3 separate regions of the Mus musculus genome follow, and regions 1 and 3 are each linked to region 2. The links are chromatin loops, found by intact Hi-C in ENCODE. Cell type or tissue: left cerebral cortex. All regions are shown on one strand.

Region 1 (8,000 bases), 850 kb after region 2:
CCTCTGCAATATTTTATATCTCCTCAAAAATAAGACAAACCAACAAAGAACCCATCTCCAAACAAAATAAATCCATGGTATCCATCACTACCTAGAATATTGTGGCTGTCCTGCTTTGTCCTGCTGTGTATCTGCTGTGTATCTGCTGTGTATCATCTGCTGTGTATCTGCTGTGTATCTGCTGTGTATCTGCTGCTCCACTAGAATGTACACTGAAAAGGACAAGGATGGACTTACTTCTTACCCCACATGTCTACCAGGAAGAAAGCCCAGGCACTGAGGATGTGTGCAGTGAGCAGTTGTTGAGTAAAACACTAAATTCTTCTTATCTCTTACCATCCCCAATGGCCACGAAAAAAAGCCAACGATTGATCCATATGGTAACCCAGATTCTACATCATTAAGAAATTCTGAAGCTAGTTGTCCACTCTATTTCCTGGTGGAAGCATCTGTATGCATGCTATCTGGATGTCATAAATCGCATCTCCTGCTGTCTCCATCATGATACCAGAGAAGGTAGCTTTGCAGTGCCTAAGCTGGCAAAGGGCAGCTGGACTGAAAGGATGTCATTTATGAGAAGGGTACGTCACATTTCTCTAACTCTACGGCAGGAAACCAGCCCTGCAAAAATCTCATCAGATTGGTTTCAAAGCTTACGGGGAGCTATACTGCTTTCACAGGCTTCGTCCTCGTGTGGTGTTTCAGCCTCTTCCTCCTCTTCTTCCGGGTCATCGGTGTCTCCGGAATCATCACTGTCATCTACCCATTTTCCTGGCATGAGTCCCGCAGAGTCATAGGAGTGGCAGAGAGGACCCACGATGTGTGAGATAAAGGATTCCTGAAGATTGGCCAGCTGCGGGGCAGAGCGGTCCATAAAGGGACTTATGGGCAAGCCGAGGCTGGCTTCTTCATCGCCCTAGAAATAGAGAGATTCACAAAGGTAAGTGACAGAGGAGCATAATGTGAGGCAAGTCAACATTCTCCTGGCATCCCGACACGTGAGTACGCTGTAACCCAGATAGTCACATACAAGCCCCTCGACATCACTGGTCAGAGGCACTGCCCTGATGGCTAAGACGCCCAGAGCAAGACTTTGCTCCTTGGTTTTGTTGACTGTGCAGTCTTGAATTTTTGGTTCACGTTCACGTGTACATGCAGTGAGACTACAGATGTGCACCACAACTTCACCAGTGCTATGGTTTGAACTGAAGCCTTCCTGTACACTAGATAAGCATGCCACCGGCTGAGCCACATCCCTGTGATGTTTGCCGTTTGTCTCAACTGCAGAAAGCATAAACCATTTTCTTGCTCAATTCAAGTTGCTATATTATTCTAGATTTTGTTTGACATATACCTTCCAGTAATTATATGGTTTTAATTTTATGTAGAAATCTTTGTCTTTAACTGCCAAATATTTATGAGAATAAAAGTAACAGGAAATAAATAAAAGGTTACCTACAAAATTTAAGAGGATTTATAAAATTATAAGCCAGGGTTTGTGAATTTTCTCATTCTTTTATATTTTTCTGCATTTTAACATTTTAGCATTAATCAATAATATCATTACTAAAATAGGCAATATACTATTTTTAAAGGCATAAATATTTTATTTTGCATATGAATGTTGACTACATAAACCTTAAAAGTTTACTCTAATCCCCCCCCCCTCGTGTAAGTACCATTGATTATAAAGTGCACCATTCTGGTGGGGCATCTTGAACACTAACAAGTTTTATTCTCTGCCATTGGCCTGAACTCTGTCTTCAGTAACTTGGACAGACTTGTTAGGGACACCCCTGCCCTTTCTTCTGAGATCTGACCTCATACTCCCGCCTCAGCAGTTCCCGTCTCAGCCTCCCTCGCTGGGATTCTAAGCTTGGGCCACCACGTCAACTAACACCTGTGGTCTTTAGATCACTCGAGAAGAACTGAGCATTTCTTATCGATCAGCTCTGTGTTAAGTACTTGAGAGGCTTTCCCTGCCCAACCTCCACAGCAATGTTCTGGCAAACCTATTTTTAAAGTTGTATGTGTGCTTTTTAACATCTGATCACAGTCCTATGTCATCTATATTTCTCCCCAGGTAAACATCTTCACTTTTCACATTCCCTATGTCACTAATACCTCTCTGTTATCCGTACCCATTTACTTCCATGTTTTACTTAGGAACGTGGTTCAGACTAAAAATATAATTAGGACAATGTAGGCTTCCATGGGGCTGGTCATCCATGCTCACCAGCATGAAGTGGCTTTGCAAAGGGTCTCTTAGTGCTTATGTTCTTGAGTCAAATAAAGAGTCTGTGTGTTTGTGAATGTACATCTACACATGTGTGAATGCACACACACACCTGCCCCTTTGTCGTGCACTGCTGTCATATTGCTCTAATAAGAAAAAGCAGTCATTGGCATGTTTCCTTATACACATCTGAACATCTGAAGATGCTTTCACTGCAATAAATGAACCTGTAGAAGCTCAGCATTTAACAGGCATTGGTAACATATCATAAGATCCCTCTGTTATATCATTATATCATTAGATCCCTCTGTTATACTAGCATCGCTCTGAAAAATGCCTTCAGATAGTTCTACCTCAACGCTCAATAGTTCAGTCCATTTTCACACATATCATTTTTAAATTCCTGCTGAAACTGTCCTGTGTTTATCTGGTGCAAGTATATATAGAATGTGGATTGATTATGTGGCATGGCTTGAGAGAAGCTTTGTTGAGCTTGTACACAGCAAGGACACATCTTGTGATAGATAATGCAGCTCTGCAAGTTACCTGCTCATAAAACTCGCTGGCGATGCCCTCTGTCCACCGCAGGTGGAGTTCTTTGCATTTAGCAGGCCCGTTGATGTCAGCCAGCTTTATACACATCTGACACACCAGGAGACGGTCGTTTTCATTGGTCCAATCTATCCCGACATCATCGTTTACCTGTTTGAGGCACAGAAACAACATTTTCTGTTTCCACATCCCAGTTAAACATGAGAAAGGACAACGGAATTTCATTATTTTCTTACTGTGTGGGAATCAAAACATCAAACATGAGAATTTTGGATACTAGATCTAATATCAAGAAAAGTAATGCAACTCATTCGAAATTAAAGTCATTATTACTTACTGAACTTATAAGAAATCTTGTTTAAAAGTTTTGTTTTGTATGTGTATATAAAAATATACTTGCTCATGTGTGTTAGCGTGCATGTGTGTATATATGTGTGTGCATATATGTATGCCTATATGTATGTATGTGTCTTTGTGTGCTTATATGTGTGCATATGTGTATGTGTGCATGTGTGTGTATGTGTGCATGTGTGTGGATGTGTATTGTGCATGTGTGTATATATGTATGTATGTATGCATGTGTGTTGTCTGTGTGCATGTGTGGTGTGTGCATGTGTGTACATGTGCATGTATGTAGGCCAGAGGCTTCCTCAGGAGCCACTCCCTCGTGTTTTGAGACAAGCTATCTCTGATGAGGCTACTGTCTGGTGAGACTCTGAGAGCCTCTGTCTATCTCCTCAGAGCTGAGGCACTCATATAATATATAATATACATGAGTACTACTGTGCTCAGTTTTTTATTTTTATTTTTTAAATGTGGGTTCACAGGGTCAAACTTAGGTCTTCATGCTGGCAAAGCCAACACTCTCCTGTCTGACGCTTCTCCCCAGGACCAAGTAAGAAACTTTCTTGAATGAATACTTAGACTTTTATGTTTGAGGCATGACATTTTACCTCATGATTTCTTTCATCTCTACCACTGTTGGGTAACTCACCTCATACACTGTGGAAAGAATACATCAAACAAAGAGCAGTGAGAGCTGGTAGTTTATAGAACAAAGCCTAACACAGACAGCCAAGACCTCAACTTCTTCGGCATCTAGCCTCAGAGCGATGGCTATCTGCTAGCATGAGGATAAATATCCCAACCATTTCTTTCTCATAGAAATCTCATGGAAATCGGGTTTTGATCAATATTTTGATTCTCAGACACCTTTTAATGAAGCCACAAAATGAACATAGATAGAGACCTGGTTACCTTGGCGTTAAATTTGGCTACAAAGTCAAAGTGTTTCTTCAGGTCAGTAGCCAAAATCGCTTCAATGACTAGGAAGCGGAAGTGCTTGAATTCCACGTGGTCCAGGTTAACTAAGAAGTTATACTCTGGCCGGGACATGAAGAGATTCCAGGCTGCAGCGGCGTGATGGTTCTCCAGAACAGAACGGTCGTTGTATAGCACCGCCTAGCGGGGAAAAGAGGCAGGACAGGAGGGTCCAACTTTTTAAGTTAAAAAGGAATCACAAAAGGCTATGGAAGGCTTTAAATTAAACATTTTTATGTGGGCTATGGACAATTTTATTATCTTAATTATTGATGCATTTTTATTTTCCAGCATATAAGTTTCTCCCCTTTAAACTTTTTTTGCAAATTTTATTTATATACCTTATATTTATATTGTATGTAAGTTTTATATTATACATATAAAACTTAATTACAAGATGTTTTATATTATATATTATATAATTATATGTTAATTATATATTTATGTATATTGTGTATATTATGTATATATATAATTATTTTCTTTAAAGGAAATTATTTTCTTTATAGGAAAACCTTGTTTAGGTGAAAAAAAAATCACCCTAATGTATGAGATAAATGGATAATAAATTCCTTCCAATGAATATGCATGCCATGAAACTATTTTGAAAGAATAAGTTTTACATGCAAAAAGTCTCCTCATACTCTTAACAGATGAAGGAAAACATAGCTCTCTAGTTTTTTTCAGAAGAGGATGTGAGTAAGATATCTTTGCTTTGATGGGGATATTCACTGTTAGTCATTTGTCGTGATTCTCCTCTACGAAGGCAACTGAGAAAAGACCTTTGTACATAATGAGGTTAAATATCTATCATGATTGTCTTGGCACAAACCATGACATCTTTGGAAATTAACAAGGCCTCTAAAAATTCTGATGACTAGGTACAGTTTGGTGTCTATACATCATATTTGTGAAATTAATGTTATTCCAAAAAATGTAGAACCTAAATTATTATCTCCTCACGAAAATCTAAGCCTTTACCTGAGGGGCACTAGTGGCAACCAGGAAGGCATTTGTCCTCCCTGGGTGATCGTAGTCATGCATGGCTGCAGCAACGTACAGAGCCATCAACTCTAGGGCTGGAATATTCCCAGACAGGCATCCATATTTGTCATCTGGCACGTGATACATTTTTGAAAACACATATCCCATGTGTCCGTGTGTAAATCCACTGTCAGAATCTGAGGAGAGGAAGTGAAAGTGAAAGGCATTCTTTAAAACTGTGAAGCTGGGATTACCTGACTTGAAAATACAACATGCAAACCACAAATACAACACACAATTGGCGTTCCTGGCTTTGGTAAGAAGCATGGGCAGAGTTCATACACACCGGAGTCGCTTGCTGAGCCGTGATCACCAATCACACTTGGGAGGCCAGGAATCGGCTGTGTTGTGAGATACCACACAGCGTGTAGAACATCGGTGGCATGGATTCTGTTATGATCTGTAATGATGGGAAGGAGCAAGCACACATCAGCTTGTGAACTCTGAGGTCCAAGGACAAAGACTGCCATCTACTGGATACATATTCTATCCTCACACTTCAACACTTCAGGGAAGGCCTGCCAGATTTTCTAGGACAGGGACTTTTGGAAATTCCACATCATTTCTACAGTGACAAGAAACCACATCTTGGCACTTATTGTGCATGTTGATATCCAAAATGGAAAAGCCAGTGTCTGGTTCTTCCAGAAGCCTCTACATACAGGAACCTCACTGCCTAGTGTTTATAGAAAAAAATATGCAGTGGGGAGAGAGAGAGAGAGAGAGAGAGAGAGAGAGAGAGAGAGAGAGAGAGAGAGAGAGAGAGAGAGAGAGAGAGAGAGAGAGAGAAAGAGAGAAAGAGAGAGAGAAATAGAGAGAGAGAAATAGAGAGAGAAATAGAGAGAGAGAAATAGAGAGAAAGAAATAGAGAGAGAGAAAGTAAATCATAGTAGAGCAGTTAGACCAATAGTCTCAAAGACCTGAAATACCATCTCTAACAAATGCCATCTTCCTTATCAGCAAAGATGCTCCGCTGAAGGGACCAGTCACATCACCAAACACTGTGTATCCTCCCCTACCATTAGAAATCAGCAGGACTCCATCAACCTAACCTCATCAAGCAATCATGTGTGTGTGTGTGTGTGTGTGTGTGTGTGTGTGTGTAATATGACAATATATTATATATGTGTGTATATATGTATATACTTCTAGTGAGTTGTCTATGTAAATTGTTATACCAACTTCTGCTTCATGAAGTTTCTTCCATAATCCTTTCCTTTTTTATAGCTGCATCTAGATGAACTAACTCAGACTACCCAGATGACAGTTAAGTTCCATGCTTTCCTTCGCCCTGAATGGTATTACAGGTGGACTCTGACTAAAGGTTTCACTACTATGATGTGAATAGACTCTCTTGCTCATCTGATTCCATTTTCACATCCCTTCCACAACCTTTTAATATTAACTGTGGATTCCTTGATAGGAACCCATCAGACATAAGTCTTGGGTCGAGTAAGTGCTAAAATAATTTGAGCAATGGATGTTTGTATTTGAAATTAAAGCGATGGCAAGCATAGCCTTTATTAGCTTACTCACATTAGTCTAAGTGTCTAACTTCAACACATAGAAGACATTATTATTATTTTAAAGCCGTACCACACAAGCTAAAGATCCCCTCAAGACGTAAATAAATTCCTTTATGGAAATACAAAGGACCTCAAATGCTACAAGCAGGTTTGTTTGTTTTAACATTTACTTATTGTATGTGTGTGCATATGCCCATACACACAAGCACACCCTGGAAGTCAGAGGACAACTAGTGGGAGTCAGTTCTCTCCTTCTACCATGTGGCTAAGGGGGCTCAAATATGTCCTGAGCTCTGATGAGAGCATCCTTATCCACTGAGCCAGCTTGCTTGCCCTATGAACATCATTATCATAATAAATTATTTTCACTTGAAGTGGACAAATCAATAGTTTACAAAAATAAATACGTCACTCATCTAAAAATGGGAAATCAAAACATAAAGTAAGAAACTGAATTTGGGGAGTTTCTATTTATACTTGAATACTAGCCCAGGCTTCCCCACGGCCTCATGAAACACTACAGAGAACACACTATTCTAGGCCATAGCAAAGCGGCATGACCACACATCACAGTGTTTGTACGCAGTGTGGCTTCCAGGTAAATTCAATAAGACCCGCCAATTGAAAATAAAAAATACCTTTGGAAATAAAACAATAATTTGGAAATCCTGCCTGGATGTAATTGTCCTTTAGTTTTCCTGTGGCTTCCTTTCTGAAGATGTTTATTTATGTAACTCCTTACCCCTTGTGAGATCACTAACATTTATGTCACTTGCTGGCACCTGACCAGACTGAGCCCTGGGAAAGTCACAAAGGAAGCTAGGCTTATTGCCAGATCCTCCCTCCCCCCCTGCTCCCACCATCAACCCCCTTTTCATCTCTCTCTTCCAACTTCCATGACCTCAGCGGCCAGCCTTTCCCAAAGGACCTAGTATCAGCAAGCACCTCTTCCCGAGCTGATTGGTCTATCACACCCATCCATGCTTTGCCTGTAATTCTCAGCACTTCTCGGTGTCAGCCTGCATTCTTCCTTCTCCATTCCCGCCACACTACGTGCTAATGCATTTTCCTGTGGTTATTCAGTGGGACTATTTTAAATCACCAAGCTCTCAAAGCCAGCATGTTCATGTCTTCCGAGATACTTGCCAGTTATTTGTGTCCAAGTATAAGCGTTTTTAAATTTTAGCTTTACTTTTTTTTGCTGTTTTGGTTTGTTTCTGCTTTTAAGACAGGGTCTCTCTATACATCATTCAAGCTTGTTTTAAACTCATTATCTGCCCAGGATGACCTTGAAGTTCTGACCCCTTCCCACGCATCCTGAG
Region 2 (8,000 bases):
CATCACTCTTCCCATGGCCCTCACACTCCCTCTCTGACTAGTACATACTCAGGGAAGACAGAGCCATTTGAACCTTAGCTTAACAAAACACAAAGACTTAACATGCAGCAGTTTCACGATTTCTACCTTTTCCCTACACTCCGGAGGGGGGTGGTCGTTTGCTCATCTTGGATTCTGTTCCACTGCCTGTCCCATGTCCCTGCTCATGTCCCACGAAGCTCAGCACCCTCAACCCCACGCCCTCAGGCCATACAACAGTCCTGTGACTCAACCTATTTGAATGTCCTATATCTGACCACTCTCTGCCTTTGTTTCCTCTTCATATTCTGTAATCTATCTTGTACATTTCTTGTTGGATCAAGTTCTCAAAACTTAATACTCCTGAGAACTATCTACAGGTTAGCTTCCTGCTTCACACAGCTGTCGACCATTTGCCCTTAACACACACACTGTAGCTAATCAAATTTACAAAGCTTTCACCCCTAACTCGAAACCATCTATTTGCAGACTTTCATTAAACACAGCAAGTCGTATCAACCTATGTGGTCTGAACTCTGGCAGTCTTCCTTGCTTCTGTCTCTTATCAGCTTCTCTGCTTGCAATTTAAGTCATGCTTTCTTCCCATGAAGGCTACACTGTGGAGTATGTTTTTCTTCTCTATTTGGTAATCTTTACACATTAAGAGAAGTTAATTACCCCTTACCTTAATTCACTCCTACCAGTAACTCCTAAGATTAAGGTAACACAGTGATGACGTGACTTGGAATATGAACTCTTTGATGGATAAACAGGAGCTGCACCACCCAAGTTTAACAACTCAAAAAACACTTCCTGCTACTATTTCTGGTGACTTCAGCGGTTGGTGATCGCAACAAAATAGTTCTTTTCTGTAATACGCACATGTAAACACATCTGATTCATTTGTTTATCATGATTAGAATTTCCTCATCTGTAGTCCTTTGCCCCAAACTTCTGCTAGACATGAAATTTTATCTTTGGAGTTCAAGGTAACGTTGAAATTATTTATTAACGTCGTGGCACTTATCAAGAAACTAAATTTCATGTGTGAAGGAAATCTGAAAAGTGGGAGAATTTTCTGTCCAAACGCCAAGGTCTCCTGCCCACTGGCACACTATTCCACCCGGAGTCTGGTTCGATTTTGGATTCCTAGCTAATTAGGCACTGTCTACTCCTGGCCCCAAACGCTACAACGGGGCTCTGCGCAGCCTCCCCACCAGCGGCGCCGCCGAGTGGGCGTGGGGAAAAGCCGGAAGAGCGACCCGCGAAGCGGTGCCGCCCGCCGCAATCTCCCGTAACCACGACAACAGGGTCCAGAAGGGGCGGAGCACGCGCCCACGAACCTGCTCGGCACACGTGACGCCAGCGATGCCACCTCCTACCACCACGAATGTCCCTGCCGGTCGCGGGGCCTCCATAGTTCCCCGGGGGCTGGCGGCAGACTGAACACTGGTGAAAGTTCCAGCTATTTTCTACCCGGAAGAGACGCTGCCCACAAATCACTTCCGGCGCTCGGGCCATTGACATTGGACTACGGGTGCCCGGAAGCTCACACTTAGTCCGTATGAGTATTTCCCACGTGTTTTGCGTTTGAAAATCTGGAGGCAGACTTTCCGGCTGTTACCACGCCCACATCTTGAACTCTGGTTGCCCCTGCCTTAGGGGACTTTCATGCGAGCCTCTTCTTATTCTGTAGGGGAAGAACTCGAATCCTCTGGAATAGTCTCGATTGCTGCCCTTCACATAGCAATGGGATATTGTGAAAACTCATTCTTTTTGTTTTTGTTTTTGTTTTTTGCGAGACAGGGTTTCTCTGTATAGCCCTGGCTGTCCTGGAACTCACTTTGTAGACCAGGCTGGCCTCGAACTCAGAAATCCGCCTGCCTCTGCCTCCCGAGTCCTGGGATTAAAGGCGTGCGCCACCATGCCCGGCCTTTGAAAACTCATTCTTTATGACATCTTTATGACAATCAAATACTGTTGAATAGTTGAAGAAGTTAGCCTCTAACTTCCAATTCTGAGCTCAGTAAAAATGTACAGGTGCAAAAACATAGCATTTCTTAACAGTTATAGTTTCCTAGTGTTCATTTGCCTGAGGAATGGCGTTCAGAAATGGCTGAGTTGTTTTCACCTCTTTCCTCTGCAGTATCCTCTCTTACCTTGCTGTTAATCTTTGTGCCCTTGTGGATTGTCTCGCTTGGCGGTTTGATTTTAATATTAAGGCCTTTTTTAATCGTCTCTGTCTAACACTGGTATTTATTGATGCCTCTTTAATTCTTTAAACTCTGAGGATGGCCAATCTGGGTAACAGGGACTCTATATCTCATTATAGATATACACTGCTTCATCGTTTTACAGGAGACCATTTGCTCCTCAGCTTTGAATGACACCGCTGCTTTCTTTCTTTTCTTAGCACACACAACGTCAGCTTTTTGCAACTCCTTTCCCTCAATAAGCTGCCGCTCCTCATCAATAACTTTAATAACTGTAAAATGGAGAAAGGAGTTGCCTCTATGTAGCCCAAAAACATCTTATGAGTTTAAACCTACCCTGCTTTACTTCATCCCAACTACACCAAAGTCGTAAGCTCCTTGACACGACCCCAGCTACTATTTCTGGTGACTTCAGTGGTTGGTGATCTCAGTAAAATAGTTCTATTTGTAATACCCACATGTAAACACACCTGATTCATTTGTTTATCATAGTTAGAACTTCTGTTGGACATGTTACTCATCAACATAAATAGAAATATTAACTAATATTCAAACTGTATCCATTCACCATTTGCTGTTTTACTTTAGAACATAAAAAAAAAACAATAACAAAACAGTGAAGGGATGGTCAAGAATAAAAAGAATAAGTAGGCCTTTTGGACTTTAAAGCGAAACAGCAAAAAAGTATTTTAAATATATGACATATTTAAATGACACATATATATCATCTATCTATCACCTACCTAGTATCTTAAATATATATATATATATATATATATATATATATATTTATATATATATATGATCTTCATAGGCACCGCACACACATGACACACAGGCATGCATTCAGGCAAAACACTCATATGCAAAATATAAAAACAGTCTTTGTAAAAATAAAAGCATACTTGTAGCTGGGCAGTGGTGGCACACGCCTTTAATCCTAGCACTTGGGATAAAGAGGCAGGCAGATTTCTGAGTTCAAGGCCAGGCTGGTCTACAGACAGGTCTTCCAGGACAGCCAGGGCTACACAGAGAAATCGTTTCGAAAAACCAAAAAAAAAAGTATATTGGTATGCTGCTAAAGAAAATCCCTCAATTTGTATTATCTTATGTGTATGGATGTTTTGCATATATATAAAATTATTAATATCATGTGCATGCAGTACCAGCAGAGGCCAGAAGAGGGCATTTGCTTGCCTGAAATTGGAGATGATTCTGAGCTGCCATGTGGGTTCTGGATGCTCTGGAAGAACAGCTAGTGTTCCAAACCTACTGAGCTATCTCTCCAGATCTTTGTTAGTTTTCTTAAGAAGTACACATGCTCAGTTGTTTAATACATACCCCTAAAAATGAATAAATATTAAAAAATAAAAGTATTTTAGTTAGAAAAATATGTGTTGAGAGGAATAAATGAGAACAAAACATATAATAACATGTAATAATATACCATTTTTTGTATTATTTTTATGCTAACCAAAAATTAATAAAATCTATAAATCTATAAAAAACAAAATAGAAAGTATGATATAGGCGACCAATATTGGGTTGGTAAATTTTAACATAAAAATGCATCCAAGAATATAGATGTATATGTGTGCATAGGCTGTCTCTGATTCCATTGCCTTGCATTGGATCCCCTTCCCCTACCTGGACTGCCTGAATGGGCCTCAGTGGGAGAGGAGGTGCTTAGTGGTACCCAGGGGAAGCGTACCCCTCCCTAAGGAGAAGGTGGTTGGGTAACTGGGGTGGGGAGACTTGTAAGGGCAGCACTGGGAAGAGAGGAGGGAAGGGGCTGTAACTGGGATGTAAGGTGAATCAAAAAATAAATTATGGACAGAAAAAAAAAGAGAAGGCAATGCCTTCCTAAGATTGGGCTGTAGCTAAGCCTGTAGGGCATTTTCTTAGTTGGTGTTCCATGCCTTCCACCCCTTGTAGATGTTGCTATTCTCTGGCTGACAGTGCTGGGTTTTGTAAGAAAGCAGGCTGAGTAAGCCATGAAGAGCAAGCCAGTAAGCAGCACCCCTCCATGACCTCTGCATCAGCTCCTGCCTCCACATTCCTGCCCTACTTGAGTTTTTGTCCTGACTTCTTTAGCTGATCAAGACAATTCTCCAAGCAGTTCTTTCTTGCTATTCTAAAAAATTATCTGGATAGCTCATCTCTTGCAGATCACAAGCCCAGTCTTTTATTTTACACAACAATCCAGTCATTTACACCAGGTCCCCCTTTGATTGTCCTATGAATCAGCCTCTCATGACCCCAGCCCTTTGATTCTTAGGGGACAGCAAGAACACATACTTTTTTTTTTTTTTAACATTGCAAAGGAATTCTGCCCACCTCTTATAAGCACAGACAATAGACTGGTTAGGTGGGAACCCACCCTGAAATTACTATTTCTACCACACCTAGACCTAACATTGCCATGTCCCCAGCCCTAAACTCAGGAAACTGCCTGCCCTTGTAAGCATAAACAAAATCTTAGGTGGGTGGGATCTCCTGCTATCACCACTCCCTAAATCTTTTCATATTCTTCCTTAATATCTTTCTGACAAGGTGGCTGACAGCAAAACTGCTTTTGTTCCTTTAGATTTGTGAATCCCCCAATATAATTCATATTGCACCCTTACATTTTACATAGTTGAGAAAAAAAATATATATATAGATTTGAATATATATTTGAACTCATGCTGTCCTGAAGGTTCTAGCAGTCTATCATTTTGCTGAGGCATTAGTCACACTTTCGCCTCTAGACTCAGGCCACCTCTGATTATCTCAGAGTCATTAATGCTGACAGGGAGGACATACCTTGAAGGATGAATGCGAAAATATGTACATTATTATACAAAGAAGCCATGGACACTCGTGGATGCCTATGCCTTGTTGGCCCCGTTCCATAGCCAGCAACCATGTCATTCCACCCTTACCAACGCCATGCTGGACTTGTCAGACAACTTCTAAGTTTCTACTACTAAACTCATCTTAGGTGTAGGGCATGGAGGCTAATCCCCCAGCCTCCACCGACTAAGTGCTGGGATTATAGGTATTCTTAAAATTTGTAATTCTTAAAAACTTAATAACTTTTATTTATATGTATGCATGCCCATATGTGCAGCATGTGTGTGCAGTGCTTGCGGAAGCCACAGGAGGATGTCATGTCCCCTGGAGCTTGTTGTGAGTCACCTGATGTGGGTGGTGGGAACCAAATCTCTGTTCTCATTGCTGTGCCGTCTCTCAGCCCCATGGGTCAGTTTTGCAACTGCTTATTTCAGATGGAAAACATGTCTTCTGGAGAGAAACATCATTTAATGACAAAAAGGTGAATCACATTTCATTTTATCTTCTTTCTCTTTTTCCTTCTTTTTTTTGTATATGTCTAAATGTATGTATGTATGCACATATGTGCTCATGAATTTTTCTGGGATTTACTGTTGGTCTGATTTGTATAGGTCAGCAATGTTTATTTGGTTTTTTTGATTGTTTGTTTTAAATAAAGGCCAAGAGATTATTGTGTGTTATGTAGTCCGCTCTGGTGAGTCATTGCTGATTGTGTCACGGAAATGTGAGGACAGTCACGGGTGGGAAGTAAATGGATTAGGGCAGCTATGCTCCAGTACAGCCATTTGTAGATGCTGAAATATGAATTTTATAACTCATGCTTGTAGTCTCAGCCTGAGGAAAGGTGAGGTAGGAATCTTAGGCCTCAAGATAGAGGAATGAATTCTTCAGTTCTAGGGCAAGACCCATCTCAAAACCCAAATAGATTAGCATTTTAATTTCTTTCTTTTTCTCCTTTCTTCCTTTTTTTGTTTTTTGTTTTTGTTTTGTTTTGTTTTGTTTTTTTTGTTTTTTTTTTTGAGACAGGGTTTCTCTGTATAGCCCTGGCTGTCCTGGAACTCTGTAGACCAGGCTGGCCACAAACTCAGAAATCTGCCTGCCTCTGCCTCCCAAGTGCTAGGATTAAAGGCATGCTCCACCACTACTCGGCTCTTTTCTCTTTTCTTCTTCTTCCTCCTCCTCCTTTTCTTCCTCTCTCTCTCTCTCTCTCTCTCTCTCTCCCGTCCCTCTCTCCCTTCATCTGTCTGTCTGTCTGTCTGTCTGTCTGTCCTTCTTTTTGACCAGGCTATCCTGGAAATTGCTATGTAGCCATGGCTGAGATTGGCTTCTGATTCTTCTCTTCTACCTCTGAAAGTGTTGTGTTACAAGCATGACCCCTAACACCTTAAAAAAATTACTCCTGGGGATGAGGGCTTTGTACGAATACTATACCAACTGGCTATATCCTCTTTCCCTAACCTGGCTTTCTCTAAATATCCACACTCCCTCTACCTACTTTTTCTTGCAGGAAGTATTTTGAAAGCTACAGTACAGTATAATGGGCAGAGTGCTCACACCTGTACACACAAGGCACTGAATGTTTTCCCTCACATAGATTCCTCTTTTCTTATTCATAGTGATGTCTACACACACACACACACACACACACACACACACACACACACACACACACACACACACACACTTCCATACTCTCATGAGTGCTAGTCTGTTTTGTATTTTTGTAATTTTGTCACTCAATATTACAGAAATAGAATCAGGCAATCCAACAGTCTTTCGGAATTGTCCCCCTTCACTTCTCTTGATCATTTGGAGATCTTGGTTTTGGCACGTACTGATCATCACATCTGTTTGAGGTGGCTTTCTCTGCTGATCCTCCAGCATAGGAGTGGATGGCTGCCATTTACATCCAAGAGGATGGAGACAGTCTCACCTGAGGCTTCCTTGGTAGTACTGTGATGGGTTGAGCCTCTTCCTTATTGCTGGGAGAAGATGCTGTTCCCAGGTGGTCCCTTCAATGGGAGTTGCTATAGTATCACTGGAGGATAAAGGCTTCCACTGGCTTGCCTATGGAAACAGTGCATTATTGCTGTGTTGCATGGACATTTTGCTTCTCCTGTGGCAGGAGGCATGGTTGGTGGCAGGCAAGGTAAATAGTTCTGACTTCTAGTTTTCCTTTTGTGAGGCCATCACAAGAACATTTGGGGGTGGTGCAAGGCTGGGAATCTTTACTCCACCTTTGCTGACAGCAGTCATCAGCATCATTTCTCTGGTATTTCCTGCCTGTCCAGGTTGCCTCTTTCCTGCTTCTCTAGTTACAAAGAACAAAGATGCTTTTGTTATGTTTTGGTTTTGCCTGTGACTAATGGTGCTTTTGGGTTCCTGGTTTCTGCACCAACGTTGGATGTATGAGAGAAAGAAAACCTACTGAGACAAAGGACATGAGGTCCCCATCCACTTAATCTATTTATCTTCCAGAGACGAAGATCTGTGTATTTCATGTGCTTTCTCTGGACCCCTGAGTACTAAGTACTAGTCTTGCATGTCATTAAATGTCATTTAAAGACATAAGAATTGTCCTTCATCTACAAGAGACACAAACACAGATTGTGAGTCAACCTTGGCCCATGGGCTGGCAGTTCACTAATGTGCCATTCTAGGGCTAACACTGCCTCAGCAGAAAGAAGCCATTTCACCCTTTAAAATCTTTCATGTATGACTTTTATAGTCTGTGTCTTGTTGGGAAACAAGCAAAAGAAACTTGCCCTAAAAATTGCTGTTTTGTTCTGAGACTCCATTTCAATCATAGGGGGAAACTAGGTTCAAGTTCCCACGTCAGAGGGAATTCTGGGGATTTCCTAATAGCTGGCCAGCTTCCATTACCCAGCTTTTGTTCCCCTCAAACATGATCACTATTCCTCACCACAGAAGAAC
Region 3 (8,000 bases), 840 kb after region 2:
TACGTGAGCTGCCCTGAGGACACTTAAATTCTTCATGTACTTTATTAAATGTACACTTACTGATTCCCTTATAAATCATTTTCCACCGGGGGGTGGTGGTGCACACCTTTAATCCCAGCACTCGGGAGGCAGAGGCAGGTGGATTTCTGAGTTCGAGGCCAACTTGGTCTACAAAATGAGTTCCAGGACAGCCAGGACTATACAGAGAGACCCTGTCTCGAAAAACCAAAAAAAAAAAAATCATTTTCCCCTCAAGAGCACTAGAAAAACATTAAATCCTACCAGACTATGGTAATTGTGATACCAAGAAGCAGTGCTTTTTGGGGTTAATTTTAATCCCTATCCCCCAAAATGCAAGAGAATGGTGGGTGATTCAAGAATTTAAATCAAATTGAAATACTTCTGTCAGTAACAACACACAAGACTTAACATTACTTCTTGTTAGCTTTGATGATTAAAGAGCCGCTTCTTAATGCAAACCAACGAGTCTGGGTTACACACGGCCCCAGTGAACATTTATCTATTAGAGGAAGGGTGCTTTTCCCTCTGTGTTCCACACCAGTTTGAGGGGGAGGCATACACCTAAGATGCCAGAACATGATGCTAAGAAATGTGAGATAAGTTTAGAGTCTTCAGCCCAGCACAAAAACACACAGTCTATGTACTTATGGTCTTTCCTAGGTTAAAAACTCAAGGATCAACATTATGCTTTGAAGTAGCAGATTAGGTCCCACCAACTACATTTTTGCATCTGCAGACATATTTAAAGTATCCACACAGAGAAGGTCAAATATCTTAGTCACAACATCAAATCAGTTGTTAGGGTTAATTTACTAGATGATCATAAAGCCAATTACTAGGTAAGGCAAAAAGCAGTATTAGGTAGTATAGGAAATAAGAACATTTTAGCCCATGCAAAGCATAAGGTAGCAACATAGTTTATTGATATCCACCTTGTATAATGTATACTACTAGTATGTTTTTATTCTCTAATTATGGTTCCCTCATTGGAGGCATAAAAATACTCACCAAAAGCACAATAAACCATCTAGACTGAAGTGTATGGTTTAGTTTAGTCAGGGCTAACAACTTAATCCACTTCTAATTTATTTTTCAATGAATACTGGGGCATTTACTGGAGGATGAATTAACATGACATAAATTTGGGGTCCAGGACCCCAAATTGATGGATTTCAGCTTAATTAGACATTCTAAGATGAATTTAATTCTGAAGTCTCTTCTACTTGAAATGGTGAACTGTTTTATCGATCTTCAGTTTTAATATGTTTGGATAGATTTTTAAACATGTTGCTATCAGAAAATTCATAATTTCCCTTTACAAATTCATGAAGAAATGAGTGACCTAGAACAAGGATCGTGTAATATTTCATTGTTCAGGGGGCAAGATGATGCAAGAAAATGACTTCAGTTTCAAAGCACATGGTTATTGTGTCATTTAGTTATCTGGGACACACCTAAAGAGTAGAATATTGATTTAGTCTGTGGAAGGCCATAGAACTCTGTTGCAGTAGCCTTCAGACAATTGTAAAGGCAATTAAATTGCTAATGACACAAAAACCAAGGGAGGCATCCAATGAGATTCAGGATTAGAGAGAAGGCTAAGAAGCCTCTCTTTATGCTTCCAAGACCCTAAGGAAGATCAATGGAGGTGCCCGCCTCAAGGAGGCACCAAGAGTGTGTCCTCAAGCAGAACAGACAGAAATTCCAGATTCTTCTTTTCCTATTGGCCAGGAGTTGTTCACCACACAAACACTCCACTTCTATAAAGAAGTCATTTCAAGCTTTAGACTTTATTTACAATGATAATTTTCATATTTTTATTACTTAGAAAATAATTTATACTTTTCCATCATTTAACAAACAAAGAGTAGGCCTGAGTCTCATGCCTTTTGCACAGCTTTTACCTTCAAGAAAGTTCTCTGGGAAAGAAAGGCCAGAGGACACAGGGAAATTGCAAATATCTACAGCTACCAAAGAGTCTGCAGGGCATTCATTCACTTCCTTCTCCTCAGCTTTCCTGGGACTGCAATGTGTAATGCTTGTTCTGGAGTAAAACCCAAACAGAACAGGGTGCAACGATAGAGGAAGGCAGATGCTTTTTCAAACAGGAGGCAATTCTCTTAATGCCAGGAAATGACAATATACTAACTACTGAGTGCATGTCCTACTGAGAACAAAACCAGGTCTTACATAAACGAGTACTTTTTTTTTTTCTTACAGTTAAGTAAAACAGGAAAAAGGGTTCTCTCTACTAAGGAAATGCTACTCAAAAGGTCAGCTGGCTTCGGTCACCATAAAGACATTCCATTATTATGTTGAAAATACCATGGATAACATGCAGAACACACTTAGGCTTTTACTCCACAGAGAGCAGCTGGTTCCCAATTTCTCCTACCACTGACACATTATGGCTATCTATAAAACTATCTTTTCCCTAAGTGGGTAGAGACCCCTCCACTGGGAGACCTGAGTTTATCAAATGGCACCTGTATAGGCTCATATAAAACTGTAGTAAGTCACATCAAACACATTGGCACCACAGGAAGTTAACTCTGAAGTTGGAGGTGAATACAGTAATATTGCTGTCACCAAGAAGGTGGACAACATCATTCATGGAAAATACTTTTGATGTCATTTGATACGCTTCGAGAATTATTAGGTGGCTCTTTAGGTCACACACTTGGTGGGTTTCCACCCTTCCATTCAGTTTGTTGCCTTTTGGGTTGAGAACAACAACAACTTGTTTTTTGAGGAAAAAAAAATCAATCTGCCTGGATGAATGAGCACAATTCTAGAACAGATAGATTCTAATGCTCTGCTCATTATCCTGTTACTTCGTGTACTTTAAAACAAGAAAATCTAGGCAGTTTGCTGAGATCCTCATGATGTAACCAGCCTGACTCCTACTCAGACTCTGCAGCTTTGTTCAGACTTCCAATATAAACACTCACAATGGATAGGCCAATCCCCTCACTCCATGCCTAGCTTGTTTGACGACTCATATTTATGTTGCAGACATGTGTCCACTTGAACACGTGGATGAGCTACTGAGTGAAGGGTAGATGAATGTAAGTGCTCTGTCTATCATTCCTATTGCAGGGCAAGAGTTACATTTATTTGCCTTCACTGAAGAAGGATTCTTGCTTCGGAGTAGATTTACCAACAGAGACATATGGCCACCATAAAAAAAGAAAAAATATTCAGAATCTGCTAACTGCCGAAGCCCTGGCACTATCTCAGAAATGCATAGAAACACATTCTAATTGTCTGGGTGAGGCCCGAATCCTTCCAATCCTCCTTGCATTGTCCTCTGAACTAGAAAAAAAAAAATCTACCCTGAAATACTTGATTTTTCATTTCATTTTTGTCTATTAGGGGAAAAAATGCTGTGAAATACAAGAAAATGTTGCTTTTTGAAGGGAAGGATACATAATCCATGTATGGGAGACAAAGGGATTTTTAATGTAAATAATCAAGGATGTGAAAAGGTAGAAATTTATGCACAGGTCTCAGAGGCTATGACTAGGAGTCTGTGAACACAGCACTGGACCAGAATCTACAAGCAACAGAGTTTAGGAGAAATACTAACAATTTGCTTAAGAAAGGCTTTCATCAGACAGGGAAAGACTTCAAATTAATTGAGTTAGCAAAAGATGCTATCTTTTCAATGCCTTAATTTAACAGCAATCAACTGTATCAGATCATGAATCAAATTAGAGTAGGCAGATGGCTGGTGGCTCTCAAACTCCACAATAAACCCGCACCTAACTACTGTGCTTGGAGAAAGCTACAATGTATAAAAACGGTGATTAAAATATAACTATAAAATGTTTCCCTTTCCCCTTTTTTTCTTTAAAAAAAGTTTTCTATCTACAGAAACAACAACAACAACAAAAACTTCTTTATATTTACATCATGGTAACTAGTCATGACATATGTAATAATATCCAATAAAATATTGAAAGTGAGTATCAACTTTTAAATAGAGGTTTGGCTCACAGCATAAACAAGTGTAGAAAACAAACAAAATAACACAAATAGCTTCCAATAGTCTATCCTTAAAGAATAACATCCCACCCATCTTCCTTTCAAAAAGGGGCATGACCATGGACCAGGCTGCAAAACCATGCTATGCTTTCACACAGTGTATGGAAGACCACAACAGGGAGGTCAGAGCTAACAATCTTCAACAGTTGCCAAGGAGTAGTTTTCCCCAGGCCAACTTCCAAACCCTAAGTTGACATTTTGCCTTCATCCCTTTGTCTCAGCACCTACGGTGAGTTTGTTGACTTTCTTCTTTATTACAACATAACTTGCATCAAATTGCGAAGACATAGGGTATCATTGCTATAGATACTTTAACAAGACTTTTCCAGTGCCCTGTTAGAACTCTTACCTGATGGAGAGCCCCCTCTAGCTCCTCTTGGGTATCCACCAGTAAAGAACACCATCCCCTTCCATGCTAATTGATCCTAGATGAGTGAGTGACATGTACCCCTTATACATTCATTAAGCCAGGGTAGACCAGAAAGCCTTAGTCTTCTGAGTGTGAGGCTGGTGGTAGAGTGCCCCCAAGTGGCAGGTAGCAGTGGTACCAATCATATGACCCAGATAAGCCCTCCCTCTACTAAGGAACCTTCTTAGAAGCTAAAAGGGGGGCTGCCATTCATTCAAAGACACTGCAGAAAGGATTTCCCTCTGTGTGTTCACATGGACTTCATCACCTGCTACAGCTATTCTAGGAATAACTAAAGTCAAAGTCATAAACATCTCCCTTTTCTCATGCACACATGTACAAGACCAACCCCTCTGTCTGTCTGTCTGTCTCTCTCTCTCTCTCTCTCACACACACACAACACACACAGTTGGCAGTATGCATTAGAATTCCAACCATGTTCTGAAATGCTCACCCCTCGGCAGGGAGAACAAAAGGTGCTCAGTCTGGAGCCTGTTTCCTCTCTAAGCTGCACAGTTCCTCATGAGTTCTTGTCCTTTATGACTTTCTATGTCACAGTGACCTCTACATATCTTAATATGACTGTTACTACCTTGTGGAGTCAGGCATCCTAGCTCACAGTGTGCATGTGTGCATGCGTGAATACGAGTCTTACATGAGCCTATGTGGGAATTTATACACACACATATAATTTCTTTCTTATAAAACAATCTTTAGACGCTGGTGTCGCAAAGTGAAAAAAGCTTCTTTGAGCTAGAGTCTTCAGCGCTGTCCCTCACTGTAAAAATAAACACACAAAATGTGAAGAATTCCCCCAAACACTTAAGCCATTTGCCAATCTTCTGGTAATCTACAGTGTTGTGTCTAAGTGTGCTGGCTTAGAAAATGTCTGAGACGAGTCATTCTGTCTGCAAACACAGCTCGCTCTACCCATGGTCACAGGTCTGGCTGTGGAGCCAGGGTCTCCTCTGCTCTTGGCTTCCCCTTCTCTTCCTCTTCCTCCTTGATAGCCTGGATCTGCTCTGAGGGATGCTGCAGAGGGACCTGGTCCAGGGACTGGTTCTCTGTGCCTGATAAACACTGTTCCTCTTCAATCACTTTCTTCCACATCATGTGGTTCTGCAGAAGGTGCTGAGTTATTTGGCAGTAGATTCTCCTTCTTTTGAAACTTTTCTTTCCTGAAAAATATAAATCATCAGACCTACTTGTGAGCTACCTATATGAAGGTTATTGTTTTTCATATTATAAATAGAAATTAAATGTCAAAGAGACATCTATCTGTCTGTCTTTCTGTTTGCCTATCTCAGTTGCTTTAGTGCAGTTTTCAAGAATGGGGGAAAGAAGGAACATGACAATAAGCTATTACCGAGGGATACATGTTAATAATATTTCATATTTAGTAATATCCATACTAGGTTCTACTTGCATTTTTTTTTGTTAAGACTATTTGGGGTGTGTGGAGTATAAGTACACCTATATGTGCCTGTAGAGAGACCAGAGGTTTGCATCACAAGCCTTTCAGTGTTCAGAATGCTAACCCTTATATCATGAACCTCCACAATACAAGCCTTTTTCTGTCACTTTCCACCTCCATCCCCATTGAACTTGGAGCTTGCTAATGGCCATGGAATGTGCCAAGTGTGCTAGATCTTTTGAGGCCCACATACAGACACCTTTGTAGAAGGGCTAGTGAGTATTTAGCCAGTTTTATGATAAGAGGACTCAGAAATTCCTTGCACAAAAGAATAAGATCTATTGTTAAAATTGCAGAAAAGAAGAATTCGATTGAATTATTTTGAATTATTTTTGAACCACATAGAAACAAAAATATTAAATTCAATAAATGCTGGGAGACAGTAACATAGGCACAGAGTGATAAGACAGAATTTAAATTCTTTTTTTTTTTACTATAGTTATCATTTGTTCATGAGGTAAATTCATCAATCAATATTGGCCAATTGGCAAGCACTTTCATGGTTTTATGTACTTTAAACAAAGATCAATTAGCCTCAGAGTTTTCTTTCAAGGTGCTCACACTTCGTACATGCAGGAGACAGAAACTGAGGAAGGATGCTGTTTTTGGGAAGAAGTAGCATGTGTGACAGTCAGCAGTATGGTTAGTGGGAATTTTCAACTTCAAAGAACCTTGAATCACCTGCAAGATTGGCCTTTGGGCATTTCTGCAGCGGTGGGTGGGGTGGGACGCCTCACCCACTATGGGTGGCACTATTCCCTAGGTAGGGGTCTTAGAATGCATATGAGAGGAGACAGTGAGTGGAGCAGTAGCATGCAAGCAGTGACTCATTGTTCTCTAGTTCCTGGCTCTGGATGCAATGTGACCAGCTCTCTATAGATCTTGACACTGTGACTTTCTCACAATGATGAGATGTAACCTGGAATTGTGAGATAAAATAGCGTTTCTCCCTGAGTCATTTTGGTCAGAGTATTTTATAACAGCAATAAAAATGTAACCAAGATACTATTGCTCTTAGCTTGACTGAATTGTAAGCGCAGGGACGCACCCTAACTCCTACCTCCAGATCCTGGTCTCCCTCCTCTCAGAACTTTCACTTTAGAAAGCCTCTGATTGGAAATCAGTTCTCTGATCCTTTGCAATATAGATAATATAGATAAATGTTCTAGCCTGGGGACCATCCCTTTGCAAGGTGATCATAGAGAGAAAAATGGTGATGTGACCATATATCCAATGTTCACATTAGATCTATAATTCTTTACTCCTAAAATGCTGTTAGAAATCTAATGTTAAATGGCCTTAAGGAAAGAAAAGAGCATGAAAAGATGCAAGGAAGGAAGAAGTTGCGGCCCATTCTCCATTACCAGGAAGGGAGGGAAGGAGGGAGGGAAGGAGGGAGGGAAGGAGGGAGGGAGGAGTGCGGCCCTAGCAGGCCAGGAGCTTCTAGGCGATTTTCTGTTCTCAACCACCCATTTCTTAGTTTCTGTGCTGAGATTATAAATGCTAAGCCTCACCACCACCATCTTTTCACATATTGGATTCTGGGATCAGTCTTATGTAGGGAACTTTTATGTGCTAGGCTATCCTAGTCCTAATTTGGTTCTTTTAATTGGTTTATTTGATAAAGGTGGCCTAGCCTGGCTTGCTGCCAGAGCACAGGCAATAACTCTGACAACAAGCTACTTCCTCAAAACAACAACAACAATCACTTAAATACGTCATGGCTAATATTGCTAACTTGACATGACCTAGGATCAGCAGAAAGGGCAAAGCTCTGGGCGTGTCAGTGAGGGAGCTTCCAGGTAGGAAAAATCCCTCCTAACTGTGGATGGTGCCATCCTGTGGGTGGGGGTCCCAGACTGAATAAAAAGGAGGAAGCTGGCAGGTTGGTGTCCTTGAGTTGATTTTTGTTAAGCACTTTTTGAAGGAATGGGGGCAGGGAGAAAAGTAACACAATATCCTACCTCAGTAAAGAAAGTACACGAGCATACTTTACTTTTAAAAGTAAAGGAAAATTATTTTCCTGGCCAAGCTCTCTACGCCAGTTTT

What was found. Peaks named below come from ENCODE experiments on the same cell type or tissue, not always from the same donor. Only the 100,000 strongest peaks of a DNase experiment are listed, where the experiment ranks them.
Region 1: it touches region 2 in a loop (6-fold over the local background); 7 of 42 quality-filtered maps call a loop at or near these places.
Region 3: a loop joins it to region 2, with 3 times the contacts of the local background. A loop is called at or near these places in 7 of 42 quality-filtered maps.

Annotation. Positions count from the first base shown.
Region 1 is chr6:141,485,048-141,493,047 of GRCm38, reverse strand. It overlaps Pde3a (phosphodiesterase 3A, cGMP inhibited), which reads right to left. Exons shown (of 16, transcript NM_018779.2): 11 at 5,439-5,552; 12 at 5,090-5,289; 13 at 4,046-4,249; 14 at 2,783-2,938; 15 at 658-916. Among named protein-coding and RNA genes, the nearest start is that of Slco1c1, 35 kb to the left of the region's middle. In left cerebral cortex, CTCF peaks have their summits at 4,250 and 5,620 (motif pointing left); DNase peaks (open chromatin) are centred at 4,231 and 5,623; H3K4me3 peaks cover 299 bases.
Region 2 is chr6:142,339,169-142,347,168 of GRCm38, reverse strand. Pyroxd1 (pyridine nucleotide-disulphide oxidoreductase domain 1) reads right to left here and starts at 1,472. Exons shown (of 12, transcript NM_183165.3): 1 at 1,362-1,472. The coding sequence starts at 1,436. In left cerebral cortex, CTCF peaks have their summits at 1,209 and 3,403 (motif pointing right); DNase peaks (open chromatin) are centred at 1,453 and 3,410; H3K4me3 peaks cover 1,484 bases; H3K27ac peaks cover 1,015 bases.
Region 3 is chr6:141,496,307-141,504,306 of GRCm38, reverse strand. Pde3a (phosphodiesterase 3A, cGMP inhibited) reads right to left here. Exons shown (of 16, transcript NM_018779.2): 16 at 1-5,655. The coding sequence ends at 5,414. Among named protein-coding and RNA genes, the nearest start is that of Slco1c1, 24 kb to the left of the region's middle. In left cerebral cortex, a CTCF peak has its summit at 4,604 (motif pointing left); DNase peaks (open chromatin) are centred at 2,989, 3,183 and 4,602; H3K27ac peaks cover 429 bases.